Regions from separate parts of the Homo sapiens genome. Here region 1 is linked to region 2. Evidence: chromatin loops called from intact Hi-C (ENCODE). Cell type or tissue: A673. All regions are shown on one strand. Links, peaks and the distances in the headings refer to the core of each region. The heading gives the core; the rest is flanking DNA. Region 1 holds the start of LINC02931 (long intergenic non-protein coding RNA 2931). Region 2 has its middle 360 kb from the start of ZIC3.

Region 1 (11,489 bases), core at 2,376-10,375, 360 kb after region 2:
TGACAAAAGTATCAGTCATTTAATTAGGAGATGTGCCAATCAAGTGTAAAAAAAAGCGGAAGTAACCGAAAGTTAGTTTTCATTAGCATTTGTATGGTTGCCTTCCACGAATGTGTGCCGAGAGCTAAGTCGCTTGTAAGCAATATGCTCTCAACACATTCGGAGTCCCTTCACGGTAACCCAGAAAGGGAGACAAAAAGAGGCGGCGCCAGTTTGTTCCTGGGCGCGAGAAGGTCCCAATTAGTTCCTGAGACCGCAGAGCAGTCTGCCCGGGAAGTTAGAACTCGGCAAAGGCGCCACGGGACGGGGAGGGCTAGGGGTGGATGGTCACTGACAGCGCTTCTTTTTCGAGCGGCCGTTGCGGGGCGTCGCCCCTTTCCCTGGCCGCCACCTCTCTCCCTCGCGCTCTAAGTCCGCTGCGTGACGGGGTATCGCCAGTGGAACCCACGCCCGCCTGCTTTTTTCCCTTACCTGTGTGGGTCCTCTTGTGGATCTTGAGGTTCTCAGAACGGGCAAAGATCTTCCCGCAGCCCGGGAAGGGGCATGGGAAGGGCTTCTCGCCCGTGTGCACTCGGATGTGGTTGACCAGTTTGTACTTCGCCTTGAAAGACTTGCCCTCCCGGGGGCACTCCTCCCAGTAGCAGACGTGGTTGTTCTGCTCCGGGCCCCCCACATGCTCCATGGTGACATGTGTCACCAGCTCATGCATGGTGCTGAAGGTCCGGTCGCAGCTCTTCTTGGGCCGGCTCAGCTGAGCCTCGTCGATCCACTTGCACGACAGCTCCTGCTTGATAGGCTGCCGCATATAACGGAAGAAGGCGCCGGGCCCGTGGTGGGCCGCCACGTTCACTCCCATGTTCATGTTCATGGGGCTGTAGTTAGGAAACTGAGCGCCGGCCGCGTAGGGGTCCGTGCGCGGGCTGGCCACTGGGCGGTATGGGTCAGCACGGCCGAACAGCTCCCCACGCAGCCCCAGGTGGACCTGGTTGTTGTCCACGTGCCCTGTGGGCGACGGGTGCCCAGCGCCCTGCTCATGCAGCCCGGGAAACAGCAAGTAGCTAGGGGGCTCGGGGATGCCAGCTGGAGCATGCAGGCTGCTCGCCGAGCCGGCGAAGAGCCCGTGCTGCCCGCCACCCGAGGCCGCCTCACTGAGCCCGGAGCTGCGCTGGCGGAACAGAAACTCGCGCGTTGAGTTGAAGGCGGCAGAGGCAGCGCCACCGTAGCTGGGCACCTGGCTGGTGTGGTGATGATGGTGATGGTGGTGGTGATGGTGGCCCAGGGCGTTGGCGTAGCCCGAACCCTGCGGCGTGAAAGCCGAGCTCTGGCCTGAAGATAGATCGTGCGCCGCGGCAGGGCTCAGCTTGAAGGCAGCGGCGGCGGCGGCGGCGGCGGCGGCGTGGGTTGAGTCCCCGAAGGGATTCAGCCCCATGCCTGCCGGCTCACGGTTGGGCATCTCGTGGTGGCGCGGCGCGCCGAAGCTGCCCACTCCCAGCCCAGGGAACTGCGGGCCTCCGTCCAGGAGCATCGTCATGGGTGGGACGTTCTGGGCACAGGCGATCCGGCCGAAGTGAGAGAGGGTACCGGCGAAGGAGGAGATCTCCGAAGTGCCGTAGTCGGAAAGGGGTGGCGGCGGTTGGACACTGCGGGGAGACCCCCAAGGCGCTACCAGGGGCTGCAACTTTCCGTCACTGCAAGAGTCTCCTGCAGAGGGATAGGAGGGAGGAGGGGAAGAAAGAGCAGGGAGGGGGTGTTGGCGGGGGGAGGAGGAGGGAGGAGAAGGGAGGAGAAAAGACTCGGACTAGATCTGGTTTAACAAACTAACAGGCGCGCACAAAGAAAAATAAGCAAAATAGTAAGTGGAGGGCGGAGTTTGCCAATCCTGTCCCGGGCACCCCTCCTCTCCCCGAGTGCACAGAACCGCGGGGCCAGGAGGCTCCCTGGGTACCGGCCTCCGGGCTGGGCTGCGCCAAGTGGCGGAGCCGGCTAGCGGCCGGGCAGGCGGGCAGCGGGCAGTAGGCAGGCTCGTTACTCGCCGCTTGCCGCTCGCCGCGCGAGTCCCAGCCTCTTCGCCTCCAGAGTAATGTCCTTGGACTGATAAAGTCAATCACTCACTCCTCGCACATAAACCGAGCGGGAGGCCGCGAGGCGCGCGCCAATGGGGAGCCAGCTGGCCCGCGGTCACCTGACCTCCGGCCGGACTGCCCATTGGCCGCCGCGAGGCTGATTGGCAGCGCGGAGCGGAGAACATGGCAGCCGCGGCCGAGCGACCCCCGCTGATTGGGCAGCCGCCGGGTGCCTGGCAGGTGAGGCGGCGGCTGCCGGGCGGCCGCGAGTGGGCTCCACCGGGCTTGAGTGGCTGCGGGGAACTGGGGCCAGGCTCCAGCCGGCAAACGGCGGGACGCCGCCGGGACTCTCGCGGGCTTTCCCCCACCCCTCGCGGGCTCTTTGCCCCGCGAGGATCGGTCCCACTGCTGCGCCGATGGAGGAGACGCGGCGCTCAACGTCCAGTCCTGCTTGGGCCCCCGCTGCCTCACCACCTTGAGAACATGTCCCCTCTGTAGCTGCAGGGCGCAGATCCTGGGGAGAGCGCAGCAGTTTCGCGCTCCCGGTCCAGCCGCTGCGTCCACCTCCAATCACTGCGAGTTCTGATGGCCTCGAGGCCGGGACCCAGGCCGGGATAGTTCGCCGTTTGTGCCCCCAACCTGTCGGCAGCTGTCCGAGACCCAAAGGAGAAGAAACGATTACAATTAGAGCTGATCTCCGTTACTTCCGTCTGCGCCAAGCGTTGACCCTTTAGTTTGTGAGCAGCGGCCGTACTCGCCGCTGCCCACTTCCCGAATTACACACCGGGCACGACACAGCAAACATATACAACGCAGTAAACCCAAGCACACAGTAGGAAACAAGCACACAACACAGTAAACACAAGCGCACCACAGGAAACAAACACGACATATGAAATACGCACACAACACAACAAAGTAAGCACATACAACACAGTAACATAAACTACGCACAACACAGCAAACACAGAAACACAACTAAACACAACAGAGCAAATACACATAACAGCGAGCATACCCACAAATACAAAACATGCAAAGAACACTTTTAGCCAGTGTACGCAAAACATGCACACAACACACTAAACACATAATAAACACACTAGACACACACAGTATCAGGGTGGTTTCCAAATCACTAGGCTAATCAGCTTTGAATTCTCAACATTTTCAAATGCAAAAGTCGTGTTGGGGGTTGCTGATGCTGAATGGGGACTGTGACATGGAATTTTCTTTCCTCTGAACAGCCAAGGCTTTACTCTCTTCTACTCCTACCCGGAGAAGGTAAAGCATGTAGTGACCTCAGGGACTGCTTACCCCTTAAGGATTTACTTCCAGGGGTGTGTGTGAAAGTCCTCTCGCCTTCTGTCTGTTGCAAGGTCTTTCTGACATAATGACCAGGTTCAGACAAGGCTATAAATTCACTCATTTTTGTGTCCTGCAAGGCATTTGCAAAGAATGCAGAAGAGAGTGGAAAGAAAAGGCAGAGAGAAAGATGGCTGTGATTGTCACATCCCTAGCTGGGCCAAGCCCCAAAGTCTGCGCCTTGAGGCAGCCTCACAGCCTGGCCGCCATCTCTCTGTAGGAAATAGAACATCTGATCAAGTTCAGAGGCGCCAGGAGAGACCGCCTTAAGCAGCGCTTTATAACTGCAGCCTTTCACTTCCTGCTCCCCAGTCTGCCTGGCCCAGCCAACACTTCACCTTCTTTCTTAGCCAGTTTGCTGGGAGAACACCCTACCGGTAGCACATCTTACCGTATTCACCCCCTCCCATCAAACTCGCCCCAATTCTCTCTCCACATCCAGAGCTCTCTCCCCAGGTTGGAAGGTGAGTTCACTGCTGACTTAAATTATTGCGTCTGCCGAACATAGGCTCTCCAAGAATGGTTTCAGTGCCTCTCAGCAGAGGGTTTCTTTGGGGGGGTAGGGGGGCGCTGGTGTGTTCAGAGAACAAATATGCTTAAATCATGCAAATGAATCCCCTGGAGTCAGGTTTACAAAAAAGGAGGATTGCCTTTCTTCCCCCCCCCCCCCCCGCCCCACCTTTCTTTTCACTTTCTCCTTTATTTCCTCTCTTCCCTCTACCTCTCTTCACCTCCCACCAACCCCAACCGCCCTTGGCTAAGTAGTTGGTTTGAAAAAGTTTGGATTTCCTCACTGAGCTGGTCCCGCGGACAGCGGTTCTCGAGACTAGGGGACCGGGAAGGGGCGGCTGTCGAGCTCTGGCCGGGCCAGCGCTGATGCGAGAGTTTCCGGGGAGTCCCGCCAGGTACCCCGAGAATCGAGGGCCTTGCGCGATTGCAACTGGGTGAAGGGCTCAGAAGGGGGGCAGCCGAGGGAGCTCATCATGCCCCTATTTGGGAAGGGGTCTTGAGCTCAAGGCAGGGGGAAGTTGCCGCCGCTGACCTACCCGGTGCCCAGTGTCCGTTTTGATACGGCCACATTCCGATAATTAATTGCCTCCAGCACGTGCTCTGTAGTCCCTGGAACAAAAAGGCATAATTCAATTAGATCATCAACCGAGAAGTGGGGAGGTGGGGGCCGGGGGGGTGGATGCTTGTTAAGGGGGCAGACCTGAGGCGATTCAGCCAGGCCAAAATCCCGGGCAATGGAGCCCTTCACGGGACAGCCGGGCCCATCCTGAGAGTGCGGTTCTGAGGGGGTGTCGTTGTTCTGTGGGACGCAGGGGTCCCAGATGCGCGCAAAAGGACGAGGCTGGGGGCTTTGTGAACAGCAGGTCAGAGGCAGGCCATTTCTAAGTCGGTTTCAGTTGGTTTGAGTGGGAGTTTCCTTATTTGGGGAGGGGGACCCCTGACCCTTAAAAGAGGGTAGAAAGCAAAATCCCTCCAGATAAAGCTAGTTACTGCACATGAAAACAAAGTCCCCACCCCCAACAAAGCAAATCACTGCTGTTGGGGGGGAAAAATCGCGAAGTTTTTCTTATGACTTAGAGCTTCTCTCCTCCCCAAACTTGATTTTCAAGAGGAGACTCTGGGAACAACTTCGGGGAACAGGGCGCTTTGGGGAGCTGAGTCTGAGAACAGAGTGGTGGCAGAAGAGGGAAAGCTAAGAGGAGAAAAGTTTTTCCTACACACAGGCAGAGGTGAGGGGATGGAGACAACTCTCGTGTTTTCGTTTTTCAGGTGGAGACAGGAGTCACAGCTCTAGTCAGGGAGGACAACTCGAACCCAGGGGTCGTGGTTCTATAGCTGAGGCTCCCTCAGCAGCTTTGGCTTACTAGGGTTTACATGTGTAGTAGGCAACGTAAATTAACCAATAAATCTCTTTTATGTGTCCCCAAGTTGTATGTGGTCGGGTCTAAATATCCACATGTTTGTATGGATAGGAAATATAATGGGATCCTTTCCCTCACACTGAGTTCAAACGGTAAATAGGAAAAAGATTTATTTTTATGCCCAAATCTAAAGCAGTAAATAAAATCAGAAAAACTGATCACTTCTAAACCAGCAAAGCTTTTGAGCCCGATTTTTAGAATCCATCTTGAAGAAGCAGTAGGGAAACAGAACGTCCTGAGGGGCAGTAGGGTAGGACCGGGTTCTTCCTACAACCCAGAGCCCAACTCCACAGCACTTTTCTCTTCCGTCGAACCTCCGAAAAACAGAACATACACAGCACATTGTGTTATCATGCAGCATTTCTTTCTAAACACATTTTATGTGGTGGACATGAAATTATCCTGATTCGGTGACCTAGTAATTTTCTTTAAGTTCAAGGGAAACGCTGCGGTCTTTTCTTCTGTTTTGTATTTAGAAAAGACTTGCAATCTAACACTCGCAACATTTTAAAGGCCCTTTAAACCCAGCAAGCGGATTTCCGTTCTGCCAAGGCTTCCTGATTTATTTCAATAAATGAATCTTTGAATCCAGGAAGGGAATTATTCCAGGACGCTGAATTTGGTGCCCCTGTCTCTCCCTAGTGGAGCACAAAGTGTTTCTCATTGCAACATGTCCTTGAAACTCACCATTATTCGCCTTTTTTCCTGGTAAATGACACTTTCTTTACATAAATCCCCACCCTCTCTTCAGAGTCCCAGATCTTTTTAAAAGAAAAACTGCAAGTGGCAATAAAAAATGAAGGGGGAAGAAAGCTGGGAAAAGAATGCATTTTTAACTTCTCTTTATTTTTATGCTAAGATAAAGCACTTAATTGGCATCAGGGGCCAAGCTGAACTATCGATCTCCAGGACATGCTGACACACTTGCCAACCAAGTGTGTCTGCAGGTTGGTGAGCGTAAAATCACACAGCTCCAGATTTTATTGGCCACATCAGAATTTTCACTATGGTCCTATCATTTGACACATATTTTATAAGCCCTAAATACCTTTAAAATTCAATCGAGAATAAACAGATATTGTTAATTAACCCCCCCCCTTTTTTTTTTGCCTTTGTCCTCTGAAATACAAGGCATATTGTTACCCAATGTAATGAAATGCAAACCAGACAGGAATGAGACATTTTCATTGTACTTGTCAATCAGGGCTGTGCAGACAGATATATATACTTGAACTTCAGAGACATAGGCTGAAGTAAATAGGGCTGAACTTGAAGGAGGCAGGCAGGGACTTGAACTAGAACTATCAGAATCCAGTTTGGAATTATAAAGGGAGTCCCTGAAATATAGAAAATGCAGTGAACCACCCCACCCAAGTGGTAGGCAGTGGTCCTCAGGCAAATCTGAGTGAAAGGCTTATGACGAGCTGTGGCCTGCTAGGTTCTGCTGCCATGGAATACCTTTACCGCTCTGGGGGTGACTAGGTGTTAGCCCCCAGCTGCACTAGCAGTGGCTCCAGGTGCCAGGAGAGCAAGACACATTGAAAGAGGACTTCTTCCTTCCTTCTAGATCAGAACACCTTGTAGGTGGGGAGTGCCCAGGCAAGAGAAGAGGGGGATGCAGGCAGAGGCTGAGATACACAGTGACACATTTGATTTATGTTTACAGGTCCTTCCCCAGACACCTGAAGAGATGGGGGAAGGAGAATCAATTTGGAGAGCCAAGTTTGCCTGACATTTTGGAGCACACATTTACCCAGGACCCCAAGTTCCTTGTAGCTGCTAAATGCTGTACTAGTTCTAAAATGTAAATTAGCTTCAAGGCAAGTGGAGAGAAGCCTTAGACTATTCTGAGATATTTGTTCATTCATTTCTTTGCTTTGAGAAAGAATCCTCCCAACGTGATGGGAAAGATATCTCTGGGCCACATTATGGCTTCTGGCAGCAACTCTCATCCTTAGTGCCTAGATCTGGAGCCCCCACCAACCCTTTGTCCCCAAGTTACATTTCCTTAGTCCAGGCCTATTCCACCATTTCATCTTCTTTCTCCCTTCCTCGCTGAGGGGCAGAGGCCGCCTTTCTTTTGCCCAAGCTGAGAGGGAGAATTCCTGATCCCTAGGAAAAATGCTGTCTCCACTCCCAAGGAACTTTGTGTAGTTTAGGAATTGCATTTTGTAAAATCAAATTGCCTGTTGCAATTTGCACTTGGTTTGTGGTTATTCATCTAGTTATTTCCTAGTGAGGGGGTGGGAGGAAAGGGCTTTGACATTAAAACAAAGCATAGGGCCTCCCTTTCCTCCCTTTTTTCTTTCCCCACCAACAAGATAGAGTGGGAGTGAATTAGACTAACTGCTGGTTTGGACGTGAATGGCAGACTATGGTCTGCAAACTGGAGGCCAAATCTGGCCCATAGCCTGTTGTATTTGTATGGCCCCAGGAGCCAAGAATGGTTTTATTTTATTTTATTTTTAAAACATCTTTAAAGGGTTAGAGAGCAGAAGTAGAAAAAGAAGGACAAAAAAGGGGGGGAATTTATGCTACAGATACTGAATGTGGTTTGAAAACCCTAAAATAATATTTTATATCTGGCCCTTTACAGAAAAAGTTTGCCGACCCCTGGACTAGGGGTTGGACTGTAGTGTCAGCAGAGGCTAGGTATTCTTGACCAGTAGATTTTATCCACCATCACCCTCCTAGATTTCCAGCTTCATTTTGCATATGGCTTGATTTTTTTTCCCCCAGCCCCACATCTCAGTTATTTTTGGGGATACTTTTGGCTTTGGAGAAAGGGAAAAAGTAGTCAAGGGAGGAGGAGTCTCAGGAGAAAGAAGGGATGAGAAGAGAGGAAAAAGAGTTGTGAATATCTCAATCAGTGACTAGGTGACCTCTGACCCTGAGGGTGGTTTTATTGTCTTTCTTCTTTGGCTAGAGATACACAGTTTATTGACCCTTTCTGCGTGACTGAGCCCTCAGGGGCAACGACAGCTCCAAACCAAGCCAGGCATGTGAGGCCAGGAAGCCTGAGGGAAGTGACCCCAATTCCCTAGGCCTGAGGGGGTTGGAGGGACAGAGAGATGGACTCCCTCCCAACTCAACTGCCCCTCCTCAGTGAGGGCCTAGCGTTCACCCAGCTCCTCTTCTTGCCCAGAAACGCTACCCTCCCTTTCTTCCCAGGACAAATGCCATCAGCTGGTAGACTTGGGCAAAACATTTATGCTCCTTCTCTGCACTCTTCCCCTTTAAACTATAAAGATATGTTATTATAAAGATTCCAGGGTGGGCCAGGCATGGTGGCTCACGCCTGTAATCCCAGCACATTGGGAGGCCTAGGTGAGTGGATCACTTGAGGTCAGGAGTTCAAGACCAGCCTGGCCAACATGGTGAAACCGCATCTCTACCAAAATACAAAAATTAGCTGGGTGTGGTGGCAGGCACCTGTAATCCCAGCTATCAGGAGGCTGAGGCAGGAGAATCACTTGAACCCAGGAGGCGGAGGTTGCAGTGAGCTGAGATGGCGCCACTACACTCCAGCCTGGGCGACAGAGCAAGACTCCCTCTAAAATAAAAAAAGATTCCAGGGTGCTCCCAACAACCCAGCTTACTAACTACTACCTTAGCTCATCCCCTTAGGTATGTCTCCCCTCTCCTTCATCTTTCCTTCCACTCCGGCCCTATCAGGAATTTCTCTATAAGGCTGCATAATCCTCAACCCTTGCCCCTCAGACTCAGCTTTGGTAGATTACACTTCACCTTTTGAACCTGGTCCAGACTGGCAAACAATTCTTTCAGACCCAAATAGCCACTCACACAAGTAATGTTGCCAAATTTAGCACATCAAAAACTCAGGACGCTCAGTTACATTTGAATTTCAAATAAACGATTTTTTCTTAGTTTAAGTATGTCCCAGTTATTGCCTGGGAGATACTTATACTAAAATATTCTTTATTGGCAATTCAGATTTTATAGGACATTATGTATCTTATATGGCACTCCTACTTTCAGGAGTATGGTCTAGCCAGGCTAAATTGTCACACCCAATGGAGCTCTCACCAAAGTGTAGCCTGACTTTGTGCCACTTGCCAAAGTGTTTTCCAAAAGCTCCATTTGTGGGAAAGTCAACTTGGGGACAGGGTGGCCCTGAAGGCCCAAGAAAAGCCCCTGGTGAAATTTCTGTTCTGGCTCAGCGGGCCTGTCCTTTCTCATCAAGAGGCCCAGGAGCTACCCTGGCTAGATTGTTACCACAGGACTGGCAGCGGGGCGCTGTTCCCAAACAGTGACTAATTGTGCCTGCTCCTGTCCTAGCCCCTGAAGGAAAGCCCCTTGTGCTACTCACCATGAGTAGCACAGCAGACATTGAGTACTGCACACATTGAGTACTAGCGTGCTAGGGACCTTAAGATCCCACGCACTGCAGGCCTCAAAGTCCCATTCATTGACCTGATCCTCCTGCCACCCCTGCAGGACCTGAGATGGGTGTTTGCCTTGCATATTCTTTCCTATTTTGCTCAGGTTGTGTGAGCCTGAGGCCCCCTTCCCTTTGCTCTCTAGGGTTCAAGTTTCACCAAGCCTAAAAAATCCTCCTCGCCTTGCCGTCCCTTGGTCCTTCTTTCTCTCATTTTAATGGGTCTGTCTTCAAGAACAGAGGAGCCTGATTTCAGCAAGAATGCCCCTATGGGCCCTTGAGGGCTATAAACAGGTGGAATCCTCAGAGCCAGAGTCTGTGGTCCCTCTGCTTAGCCCTGCCCTCCCAACCTGGATGCACAAACTTCAGTCCACACTGGGCTGTGCAGAGGCCCCTCTCGAGCCATCCAGGGCTAAAGGTCAAGTTTTCCTGAGGACCAAGGACAGAGTGAAGCAGGTTTTATCAGCAGACATCCGTTCTCCTCTTCCCCTGTTCCCCACCCTCATCACACATTCCTCCATGGAAGTTCTTATCTATCTACCTATTAAATGAAAGAGGAAAAACACATGGCCTACAGTGTCCTTTTCCTCACTCCTATCAGTACAAGTTCCAAAAGCTGAACCTGTCAGCAGCTCAGTGGCCTCAAAAACATTCCAGGAGACCCCTCTCCCCATCACTGAAATACTCCTTTCCCACTTTAGAAAAGCTCATTAGTTCTTACCTCTTAACTCTTTCTCCTTTTTAAGGTGGTTTTAGGCTCTAAGTTTGTTTGGAGGCAAGGGAGCCTCCACTGCCTACTTAAGCAAACTGAAGTTTTGGGTAGTTTTGGTAGCCCATAACCACTAGTTGTAGTGCACATCTGTACACACTTGCCTGTTTTCCTGAGTTTCTTTCTTTCTTTCTTTCTTTTATTTATTTATTTATTTTTTTTGAGACAGAGTTTCGCTCTTGTCGCCCAGGCTGGAGCGCAATGGCACAATCTTGGCTCACTGCAACCTCCGCCTCCTGGGTTGAAGCGATTCTCCTGCCTCAGCCTCCTAAGTTGCTGGGAATATAGGCGCCCACCACCACACCCAGCTAATTTTTGTATTTTTAGTAGAGATGAGGTTTCACTGTGTTGGCCAGGCTGGTCTCCAACTCCTAGCCTCAGGTGATCGACCCGCCTCGGCATCCCAAAGTGCTGGGATTACAGGCGTGAGCCACCGCGCCCAGCTCCTGAGTTTCTAATATGTCCCTGGGTATGGAAGGGGGCCCATTTTCTTTTCTTTTCTTTTCTTTGTTTTTATTTTGTTTGTTTGTTTTGTTGTGTGTGTGTGTGTGTGTGTGTGTTTTAAGGATGGAGTTTTGCTCTTGTCACCCAGGCTGGAATGCAGTGGTGCTATCTCAACTCACTGCAACCTCCGCCTCCCAGGTTCAAGTGATTCTCCTGCCTTAGCCTCCGGAGTAGCTGGGATTACAGGCGTCTGCCACCACACCTGGCTATTTTTTATTTTTTATTTTTTTTGTATTTTTAGTAGAGACGGGGTTTCACCACGTTTGCCAGGCTGGTCTCAAACTCCTGACCTCAGGTGATCTGCCTGCCTTGGCCTCCCAGCGTGCTGGGATTACAGGCGTGAGCCACTGTGCCTGGCAGAAGGGGACCCATTTTCTTAATACACACACTTAAAAGCTCTAGCTCCCACATGATATCTTGTTTTTGTGATTCTCAATTAGAGACTTATATTGCAATAT
Region 2 (11,489 bases), core at 2,061-10,060:
AGCCTTGAGAAAATCTGAGGGCAGTGAGTTTCAGAACGACATAAAGAATAACTAGTACAAAGGCCCTGAGAAACCAAAAGAAGACCAACGGGGCTGGATGGAGTTTAGTGACAGAGGGGAAATCATACAAAATGGGATGAGAGACTAGGCATGGACAAATTACATTGGGCCCTGGAGGCCATAGTCAATAATTTATGTCTAAGAACAATGAGAAGGCAATAGCACATTTTGAGCCAAGGAATAACATAATCTACCTTATGTTTTAAAAGAACAATTCTGGATGCTATTTATAAAATGTATTATAAAGGGTCAAGAATAGAAACAGTAATGCCAGTTAGGAAATTATTTCAGTAATTCAGGGGAGGTGATGGTGGCTTTGACCAGGATTGTAGCTGCAGAGATAGTGTGAAGTTGTCAAACTCTGAATATATTTTGAAGGTAGAGCCGAAAGCATTTACTTACAGATTAGATGTAGGATGCAAGAGGAAAATGGGACTTGAATTAGCAACATTATAACTAGAGTCAAACTGTCTAGTAGTGAGTTGGACAATAAATGGGTCAGAGGAAGAGATTACTGAGGGCCAAATCAGGAAGGTTTCACAGTCTTCAAGGAAAAATCTGAGTGTGTTTATGTGTGTGTAAGAGTGTGTGTGTGTGTGTGTGTGTGTGAGACAGAATACAGAGATACAGGGATATAGAGAGCAATTCATCTTATTGAAGATGATCCTGTTGACAATTTACTTCTATAATTGGCCAAAGACAATATTTTCTGTTTTGATTGACTGAATTGAGGAGTTCTTTGCTTTGTCAAACTGCTCCTGGAGCTGACACTTCAACACAAACTAGGGCACACCTACTTGGTGACTTCTGAAGTAGCAATGATTGTTATAGTGTCTCAAGCTGTGCTTAATGGGGAGACGTGGCTGGGGTATCTGCATGCATTGTGCAGATGCAGGAGAAGAGAAAGAGCAAACCTATCTCCCCAGCTGTGGCTAGAAAGCCTGCCCATTAGAGGTCCTTTTGCACTTCACAGGCAGGAGTATATTCTACAAGCAAAGCCATCCCACAGGTGCAGAACTGGAGCACAATTGATTTCCTTTGTGGAACTAGCCACAGAGAAATCCTTCATGTATGCTCCCAGACTCGGTGGCAGTTTCAAGTTGATGTGAAGTGCAGATACATAGCATAGAAGTGTTACTGTTGGAACATTTTGGAATTTCAAAGCATCACCTGATGGGAGAAGGTGTAGAAAGCAAGCACTAACCCTCCTGCCAGAGAAAACAGGGGTTAAAGAAGGGAAGCAGTTTTTCACATGGTGGAAAGCAGAGTCACTTTTTTTTATTACACTGTATTGAAATTTTCCTCTTTAATGCCTCTATATTCCAGGAATTGATCTTTCTTGTTCCTCTTTAGCAGAGTGACTGCCACATAGTATATGCTGATGAGATATTGTGGCTGAATGAATGAAAAATTGAACCTAAATCAACCTTAGAGTCTCTGCCAACCGAGTCATATTGTCAATATTTGTTGCTAACAAATATGAAATTCCAGTTCCAATTCCTGTCTTTGTGCTTGGTACCTGTGATACAATCAGGCTATGTCTATGTAGTGCTGCTGGAGCAGTTGGTTTTGTGGAACTTTCCGGGAAATGGAAAGAAGTCAACAGTCTCAAATGATTGGTTTGAGTGGTATGTTTTCCTGCTCAGTTGCTGAATCTTTTGTCTGAATTGACAAAGTAAACAAATAAACAAAAACCAAATTAATCAAAAAGCACATTGATGTCGCTAGATGCAATTACATCCATGTCCTGACCTGTGGCCATCGGCATAAAACCTGAGACACTGAAGAGTGGGATAAAAGTTTGTATATACAACCATTCCTTTTCGTCACCTTAGGGTTTGAGGTGGGGTGGAGATGGCCAGATCAGTTGTTTGATGTCATGAATTGAAAATACTCAACTGATTGAGTCAATTTTTAGTATTTATATAATCAGGGCTCTTGTATAATCAGTGTCCACTTTTTCCGTAAAGTATCAGGCTCTTTGTCACTTCTCAAATACCCCCTTTTTAAAGACTGCAAATATTGGATACCTTAAGTCATCTCTGTTTGAAGATTTCCCCACCTAAACCTCTCCAGCCATTCTCTGCACCTCCCCCTACCTTGGCAGCTGCATGTCTTTCAAAGACTTCCTTTCCAATCAAGACTGAAATACATGTTCAATTTTTGAGTAACCAAATATGGGACTGTCTGTATCAGCAAGCGATATTTTTGCCAGTCAGTCCTGATTTGACGAATTGAAGGTTTCCATAGACTTCCCCAGGTGCCAACTGCTTAAGCTAAACAATGACACCAAATGAAACTGCCTATCAAACAAAGGCACATCAGGAGGAGAAACAAAATGACACTGATGTTATTAAGGCTGCCTCCGCTGAGGAGCTATAAGCAAGGCAGAGTCTTCATATTGCACAAGCCAGCTAAAACAAAGAAAGATAGAGCTAACACAAAGAAAAATAGGAGAAAACACACAAAGAGGACCTAAGATAATACCTATAGAAGAAAATTTAAATTGCAGATGGATTTGTCATTTCTCGTCCTTCATATATAGAAGGAGGCTATTTCTGTATATCTCCTGTTTGGCGTGTAATCTTTAGTAACAAACATGTAGTTTTAAGCACTATGTTAATAAACAAATAAAATGCATAATATTGTCAGGTCTAATAGAATGTTTCCATGAGTTAAAAGTTTAACTACCCCATGGTAGCATAACTATAAGTGAACTTATTTTCCAATGAGTGGAGAAAAAGTGATTTTATAACAACAACTTCCACATCCACTCCCTATTTATAACACAATTCTGTCCATCACCAGCAGCCTGATATTACAGAGAGCAAAAACACTTAACGGACTTGCTCTTATTACATGATGCATACCATCTAATGCTGGGGGAAAGAAAACTAAGACAGCAGTTGGAAAGCAATTTATTTTATTTATTCTCACCACTGCATTTTTTGGACCTGTAATGTATTCCACCCATCAGAAAGCTTTATCTCAGCTGGAAAACATGAATTCTTATTTTGGTATTCAAAATTCCAACTCTTTGTGAAATTCTAAGTGCCTTTAAAAAATTGAAATGCTCCCGGGTGACATGTATTATTATAGGTAAAATACATAGTTACATTCATATTTTAAAAGAGTGTACATTTAAAACTCACATCCTTAAAAAATAAACGATTAAAAAGCAAAATAAAACACACCTTGTCAAGAGCATAATTGAAAATGAGAACTTTCCTTCATTGGTTTGATTTCAGCTTGCTTATCAGGTTTTATGCTTACTGTGTATCAAAAAAAAATGTACTCTTGTGCCACATATCCAAAGAGAGAATGATATCACTACAAAATATTTAAACTGTTTTCTTTACTGCCAGCTATCATTGTATCAGGATGCTGCTGAGCTTCTTGGGAGTTGTAGTTTTCAGTTCTGGTTAACTAGTAGGTATAAGAATGCTTGCGTCAGTATTTACAAGAAGAGGATACATTTTGGAATTCTCACAAGTAAAGAAATGAAATAAAAGTATGAAGGAAAGGCCACTAAATGATCTATTTTCTACTGCTTGCATGTAGTATTTTTTATTCCTTTCATTTTTGATCATGTAACTGTGACAATATAGGGCAATTCAAAAATAATTGGACACTTGCATGAATATTTACTCAGTAACTAGGTGCTATATGAAATTGTAGAATGTACCTAATTATAGAGTTACCTTTACAAGTAGCTAACCATTGGAGAAGTTTTGGCTTCCTGTTCGTATATAACCTCGTTACTGAATAATAAATGTTTGAATGTTCTATTGTGTTTGACTACCCTATAATTATTTGTTGTGGAAAGTGTGCATGGATGTCTTTCAATTAAAATATATGCTGCAAAATAGCAAAAATCATTTTAAGTTCTCGTGAAAACTGTCCCAAGTCATCCATCAACAGAGATGTATTATTTTTATTTTAAATGCATAGTCTTCTTCCTTTTTTTTTTTTTTTTTTTGAGATGGATTCTCACTCTGTCACCCATGCTGGAGTGCAGTGGCGCCATCTCTGCTCACTGCAACCTCCGCCTCCTGGGTTCAAGTGATTCTCCTTCCTCAGCCTCCCGAGTAGCTGGGACTACAGGCACGCATCACCACGCCCAGCTAATTTTTGTATTTTTAGTAAAGACAGGGTTTCACCATATTGGTCAGGCCAGTCTTGAACTCCTGACCTCGTGATCCACCTGCCTTGACCTCCCAAAGTGCTGGGATTACAGGTGTGAGCCACTGCGCCCAGCCATAAATGCGAAGCTAGTCAAGCATGGTTGTAGTGGGAGACCATATTTTTAAAATAAATTTTGATCTCACTAAATCAGCTCCTGTACTATGGCAAGAAAGTGAGAAATAGATATATGTACTTGAAACCAGGAAGTGAAATTTGATATTTAAAGTCAATACATAGATAGACACATAAAAAACATACTTAGATACAGAGAGAGAGAGAGAAAGAGAGAAAATACACTCACTACCAGGGACTGGACACATAGACTGGATTAGATCCGGGTTGTTAAAGAGCCTCCAAAAACGACTCTGACTGGGTCTATACAAGCTTACCAAATTGTCCATTTTGACTAAATTGACCAATCAATTTAATGAAATAGCCACTTAACTCCCCCCACCTCAATTTGACAAAAACCACCTGTTAAGGAACTTGGAGACAGTCTTATTTTCCTGATCTTTCCAAACAACAATTCCCTCTACTGCTCTGCTCACCTGTCTCCTCCAAGCAACACTTTACTGGTTCAATTGTTTTCTCAATTGTGATTGGAGTTAGGAAATAACTATTTGTTCCCCAGGACACAAATTTTCCTGGGATTGAGGGAGTTACAGTAATCAACTGAGCTGATGGCTGCCCTGGGCAGAACCATTTAAAGGCTACCCAGGAGCAGGTTAAACTCCTGAGTGCTCTAAGAATCCTGCTTAAATCAAAAAATCCGTGAACTGCTGGTTTGGCATTCAGTTCACCATTTCATAGCCTGTACTTTGCTTCTCAGGTAGTGATCTGAAATACTTATTCAGCTACAATTTCTCTTGAGGCTAGCCAATAAACTGAGCAGGTCAGGCCAAATCACAATTCTTCAACGAACGGCCACCCGATGAAAAGACTCTGTTTACTATTTAGACTTAGATGCCCTGATTTCGAAATGTATAATGAGAAAGGAAACATAATTGTGCATTTTTAATTGAAATGTGTTCTTTCCATTTTAATTCTTATTATGGTTCTCTACAAGAGACAATAAATTTATTGTCTTCCAAGAGAACATGCAAGAAGGGTCTAGAAGGCTCACTTGCTTTTTTCCCTGGGCATGAGATACCCACCATCTTCCACAAGATGGCAGGCAGTTTTCATTTTACTGTTGGTGATCAACAGGAAATTGCTCCACTCTCAAATGACAGCAACCCCAGGTAGCTAGGGTGACATTTGCTTTACATTATGATACACACTAATTAATCATTAGTGATCCCAGAAGTAAGTCTGCTAAAAATTCTTTGCTATGGCTTTTCACAGCAGGGGCTTTCAATATTGATACTTTTACATGCACATATGTTCAGCCAGTATATGTTATAGCCATGGCTTTAAGCTTTCAGGTTATTTTAATTAATATTGCCTAAATTAATATTCACCTCTTATTTGGAAGGGGAAATGGTAAGGCTAGTGAAATAAATACAGAAAGAAAAAGCAGTGAACAAAACTCTGAAAAGCTAAAGGCAACTTTGCCAAGTTTTCAGCTTGAAGCACCTTTGTCTTCTGGCATTTGTTGTCATTGTCAACTTTTTCCCAGGCCCAGCTCAAAATCTCTGGGGCAAAAATCCTTTAAAGATTTGGGTTGGCAACACCACTGCACACTTAACTTGCATGCTATGGTCTCGAAACACATCGTCTCATGAAGGATTTACTCCCTCTCATCAACTAACAGGAAATGTTCACATTGCCTTTCAACATGAATTCAATTTCACAGCAAGAAGCCTCGTTATTATAAGCAATTCCACCAGGCATGAGCCACAACCCAAGCTACAGACGATGAGCACAGATGTTCTTCTTACTTAAGAAGAGCCTTTCAAAAAGGCTCATCAACCCACCTGAACAGCCACAGCCAGCCCAGTTTTCTCCACCACATGAAGCTAGACCAAGACAAAGATCACCTGCCTGGATGTACCACACCCAATTCCACTCTTAAGCAGTTTAAGTTCACACCTTAGTTCCAGTTATAACTGGTTAGTTCTCTACTTGGTTCAGCTCCACTCACCCCTAGGCCTTGGTAACACATCTCTTGTAAAGTTTCTATTACCCCTTCATTAAAATTTAGTTTTCTTCTGATAGGGACACTTCCTTCATAACCACTTTAGCAGTGTTTTTTGAACTTTAATGTGTAGATGTGTCACCTGCAAATCTTGATAAAATGCAGATTCTGATTCAGCGCGTCAGAGGTTTAACCTGAGATTCTGTATTTCTAATGAGCTCCCAGATGATACTGGGTGCTGTTGGTTTACAAGCTGCACTTGAGTTAGCAAAGCTCTAAAGTTCCTTCATTCATCCACACTCTATATATCCTGGGGTAAAAAGACTGGCAAGCGTTTCCAGACTCCCCATTCCAGACTCTTCTAGGCTTCTTTTCATCAATAACTCCTCCTCTTTTGAAGCCTTCATTATTTGACTGATAAACTTTTCAGAGTCATCTTCAGATCTCTCTCCCAGGCTTTCCACTGCATTCACTAAACATTCTGAAATCCAGATTACCATCTTCTTTCCACCAGATCCCCTTACCTCCTGAATAACTTCAACCTTCATGTAGATAACTCATTCATGACACTGGCCTTGATCCCCTTTATTCCAATGACCTTCATCTGTATTCTACCTTACCAATCATCTTAGTGGCCACATCATGACCTTATTGTCACCTGAAACTGTTCTTACTCTAAATTCTTAAACCTCAAAATTTCCCTCCCTTACTTCAGTCTGCAAGAGACTCCAAGCTCTCTTTTTCCTCAGTCCCACTAAACATATGCTCCCACCCCCATTGGACATCGGACCTTCCCGCCCTTGTATACCTCCCTATTCTTGCCACCAGATGCTTTCACCTCTATTTCTACCCATTCAGGAGACCATGGTTAATCACTTCTAAACTCAATAATAATACATTTTCTCTAATGTCATCTTTTTCTGAGACTACTGTGCTAAACTCAATCCTGGGTGCGCCCATAGTTATTGTTTTACTCCTCCCCATCTATAAAGATCTTAGTGAGCACACACACACAGACAACTCATCCTTCTGAGTGGCCCCACTATATACTCACATATCGACCTTCAGCTGGGCCTGCAACACTGCTGCTCAATGCTCTTATTTGTTTCCTGACAAATGCTTTTCTGACCCTTTCTATGCTTCTCAAACTGTCGTATTATAAAACATAAATGTCCTCAGTTCCCATTCCTTCCCACCACAAAGTCTTTCCATATCTTCATCCAATCTGTTTTCCTTTTCTCCTGTTATATCTTCATTTCAAAATTAATCCCAACAATTTTATTAGCCTTAGAGTATAAATCTCTGTTATGCTCTTCATTCTACCTTGATGCATCAATTTTCCATTTTCTTAAATTGTAACACTTTTCTTTCCCATTGGGTCCTTTCTCTCAGCCAACACATACTCTCATGTTTCCCTCACTAATCATCAGCCCTCAACCAAAAATGCTCTTCATAATGTTACTTCTTATTCACTCTAGGTACAATCTCAACCTTACTTTTTATTTTATAAACATTAAAAATAATTCCCTTATTCATTATTGCTACTTTGTAAATCATCCATTCTCTTATTAATTCCCTGTAAGTGTGTATCCTAATATAAAGTCAATGTCACACTTAGGAGCTGCCTTTGCAACTCCACCAAATAGCCTCTTAGTTTTCAATCTCAATAGCCTCATAGATGCCCTCAATGTATTTCACCCCTTGGCAACATTTGACACCGATGCTCAGTCTCTGACAGAAACATTTTCCTCCAATCACCCTGGTTCTCTCAGCCTTCCTATTTCACTTTTTATTTCTTCTGCTGATTAATCACTGTTATATCTCTATCAAATTCTTAATGTCAATGCTCCAACGAGTTTGCCCTTACCCTTCTCTCTGGATTTTACCCTTCTATCTCTTTCTTTCTGGGCTATCATTGGCATTCCCTTGATACCAGTTTTCTTCATAACGCTTATTATGTTCTAACTTATATTTTACTTATTTATTATGTTTATTGGTGTCTACCCCCTCCCTACTTCATCCCTGCAAGAATGTCAGCCCCATGAAAGCAGAGAATTTTGTCTGTACACTCACGTACATTAAGCATCTGGATTAATACTTGGAACATAGTAAGTGTTCAATAAATTTTGCGGAATAAAGGAACTATCAGCTATGAAATAATCAGTGCCATATCTAGATCTCTACACTTAATCCTTCTCTTGAATACACACATCCTTATGGTTATTTTACCAACACTTCAAACTTAATATGGCCCAAACCAAAGTCATTATATCTGCCTGTGCCAAACTTGCTCTTCCTGCAATTGTTCCTAGCTCAGAAGAAAGTTTGAAGTCATTTTGACTCCTTTATCTTTTTTCACCATGCAGAGCCAATCAGTCATCAAGCCCTGTGGATTTAAACATCTCCAATGGCTTGCATGCCTATGCCCCTTCAATTTTCATCCTCACATCCACAGCCACAGTCCCATTTCTCCTCTTGCCTGCAATCTTAAAATATCCTCCTAAAATTACTTTCCTCCTGCCACCAGTTTCTCACTATCATCTATCCTACACAATCTTACCTGACTTATTGTCCCCCAAAAAACAAGTCTGATAACATCACCTCTCTCTTGAAAAGTCTACAAATAATGTTCATTTTCTATAGGCCCAAATCTGAATTTCTTGGCCTGACCTTAAATTTCCTCTATCGTCTATCACCTTTGAATCTCTTTTTAGGCTTCATCTACATATTTTTTCACAGTCCCTATGCTCTAGACATTTCTAATCTGGATGCTTACATGCCCAATGAAGAGAAAAGATTCTAAGAGAACACAGATTAGAAGAATGGTGACTTGTTTAAACAAAATATGACAAGACTCACTGGATGAATGGAATGACTTAAAACTAACTTTGGCAAGGAATTGAGATCTGAAGAAGACAAGACAAAACTCTGATAAAACCCTACTTCTCTGCCCAATGGCCTAGATGGGGTTCTCAACGTGAGACCCATGGGCTATCTGCATCAGAATTTTCTAGGGGTGAACCATGGTATCTTTATTTACAACATACTTCCCAGGAGATTCACTCACATCTTCAAGGTTGAGAACAATTGACTTAGGGAGCAATATCCATATTTTTCATTTTTGAAGGGCATGAGAAAAAAATCTGTGTCCTCGTACCCCTAAGTAGATGGAAAAGACACTGGACTGGGAGTCAGAAAAGTTAGTTTCTTTTCTTAGCTTTGTTCCTTACTTGCCTATGTGCTTGGGCAAGTCACTTACCACCACATGCAAATGCAGAGACTGGTGGAAATGACCTCTCAGGACCCTTGTCATCATAGGAATTGTTGTTTCCATGGGCCTCATCAACTCACATCCTGGAATTTTATGCCACCACAGTGAATTTCATGCCATCACCCTGATCAACAACTATGAGTTAAGAAATGACTGAGAAAGTGACTCAAATATCCCTTTCTCAGGGACACCTTCATTGTTGACTATACCTAAAAGAACAAGCCCTTGGTCAATGCTTGTTATTCCCCTGGCCGAATTTATTTTTTGCCACTGCAGTTAACACTGACTTATTATGTGTTTCACTCCATTATCTTGCTTACTGTCTATCTTCCTCCACTGCACTGTGCACTGTATCATGGCAGGGGTTGTGCCTATTTTGTTTGTTCATGGCTATGTCATCTGAACCTTTAACAAAGCCTGGCATATAACAAATTATAGCTTCAAAGCCCTCCTCCTTTTCTTGGTTCTCACTCCTTATCTTGTCCCTTTAATCTGTCTCTCTCTTTCTTTCCCTACTCCCTCTCTCTCCTGGCTTTCTCTCCCTTTCTCTGTCCTGTACTCTGACCTTTTTATACCCCTTAAAGCTGTGACAAGGAAGATGGGATAAGGTGAACAGGTTGATAATAGAGGATAAGTCATGCCCATTTTCAGTCTCTCAGTTTATACAGTTAAATCCCAGATTAAGGAAAATTTTCTCCTTAGAACTTTGAGAGGTTCTTCTAGACCTGAGAAGATGTTTAGCAGAGTTTGATTGTTTATTAGGGATACGCTGACCTCTGAAGTTTAGGGGATAATGCTTATGATCTCTGTAAGGAGAGCACCACTAATCCACTTACATCATTAACAAGCAAGCAAACAACAGTAACAAAAAATCAATTCAAACAAAATAGCAGACAATGGTTCCAAGACATGGATTTCATTAAATTTTGGCATGAAGTTATGCAGACTACATTTTGCCTTTCTGCAAGAGGAACTCGAACTCATTCACAGGGTCTTCTGGAGGCAAAATTATGGAGCAGAGCATATTTGTCTCTGGCTCCTCCCTATGAGCATCTTTTTCATTCCTTTATCTCACAGTAACTCACTCAAGTATTCTATCCTCCAGCTCCCCACTCAGATGGCATGAATCATCTTGCCCTAGTGAGCAGAAGCCCTTCAGAGCCCAAGCTTCCACCCAGCTCAGTAGACCAGGGAACCTTGGCCACTATGCCAATAGGAATGATAAAACATATTTTTGTCAACTGGGGCTTTCTAAAAGGAAGATAATGCTCCCTCCTTTGCTAATAGCCTATTGGTGTGTTGGTGATGTTAAGGATAGAGATTTTGAACATGAGAATGGAAAAAGAAATGTCTTAGAGTAAATCCGTTTTTCATATCCTCTAATGCGGCTATTGAAGCAGCTGCCCACTCTTACATGAATAAGATGGAAACATCTCTACAAGTCTTGGAGTCAAATTTAGTACACAAAAACTGTGATGCCATTTAGCCAGAAAGATACATTCAGCAAACTTGTGTGAGCCAGTAGAAGAGTGCTAGGTCATAAGAGGATGCTCAGTAAATATGTGCTAAATGAAAACACAAAGCTAGGTCTTATGGAAGGCTGAACCTTTTATGCAAATATTAACTGGTACAGTGAGCATAAAATAAGTGTTAAGGATTTGGTTTCAAACTATAGAAAGGGCAAAGGGAAAGAAACAGCCTCCAAAGTAGAGATTTATATTTTCATTTAAAACAAACTAAACACTATCCTTTTTTCTCTGTTGGAACACAAGATTATCCTTTCCTCTCTGTTGGACGACAAGCAAGTTTCAGGTGTCTCATGATCTGACCAAAGCTATATTTGAGGCTTAGTGTAACCAGTGAGCAACTTGGCCTCTCTGCCTCCCAGGAGATGCT

The links. Hi-C counts contacts between places; a loop is a spot of excess contacts. Peaks named below come from ENCODE experiments on the same cell type or tissue, not always from the same donor. Only the 100,000 strongest peaks of a DNase experiment are listed, where the experiment ranks them.
Region 1: it touches region 2 in a loop (4-fold over the local background); 1 of 110 quality-filtered maps calls a loop at or near these places.

The regions. Positions count from the first base shown.
Region 1 is chrX:137,556,734-137,568,222 of GRCh38, reverse strand. It overlaps LINC02931 (long intergenic non-protein coding RNA 2931), which reads left to right and starts at 3,739. Exons shown (of 3, transcript NR_186571.1): 1 at 3,739-3,892; 2 at 7,026-7,179. It overlaps ZIC3 (Zic family zinc finger 3), which reads right to left and starts at 2,096. Exons shown (of 3, transcript NM_003413.4): 1 at 472-2,096. The coding sequence starts at 1,531. RefSeq lists an enhancer at 1,110-1,695. In A673, for the core only: a CTCF peak has its summit at 5,962; a DNase peak (open chromatin) is centred at 5,942; H3K4me3 peaks cover 521 bases; H3K27ac peaks cover 2,657 bases.
Region 2 is chrX:137,920,220-137,931,708 of GRCh38, reverse strand. No RefSeq gene overlaps it. Among named protein-coding and RNA genes, the nearest start is that of ZIC3, 360 kb to the right of the region's middle. RefSeq lists an enhancer at 676-1,272. In A673, for the core only: CTCF peaks have their summits at 5,194 and 5,395 (motif pointing right); a DNase peak (open chromatin) is centred at 5,438.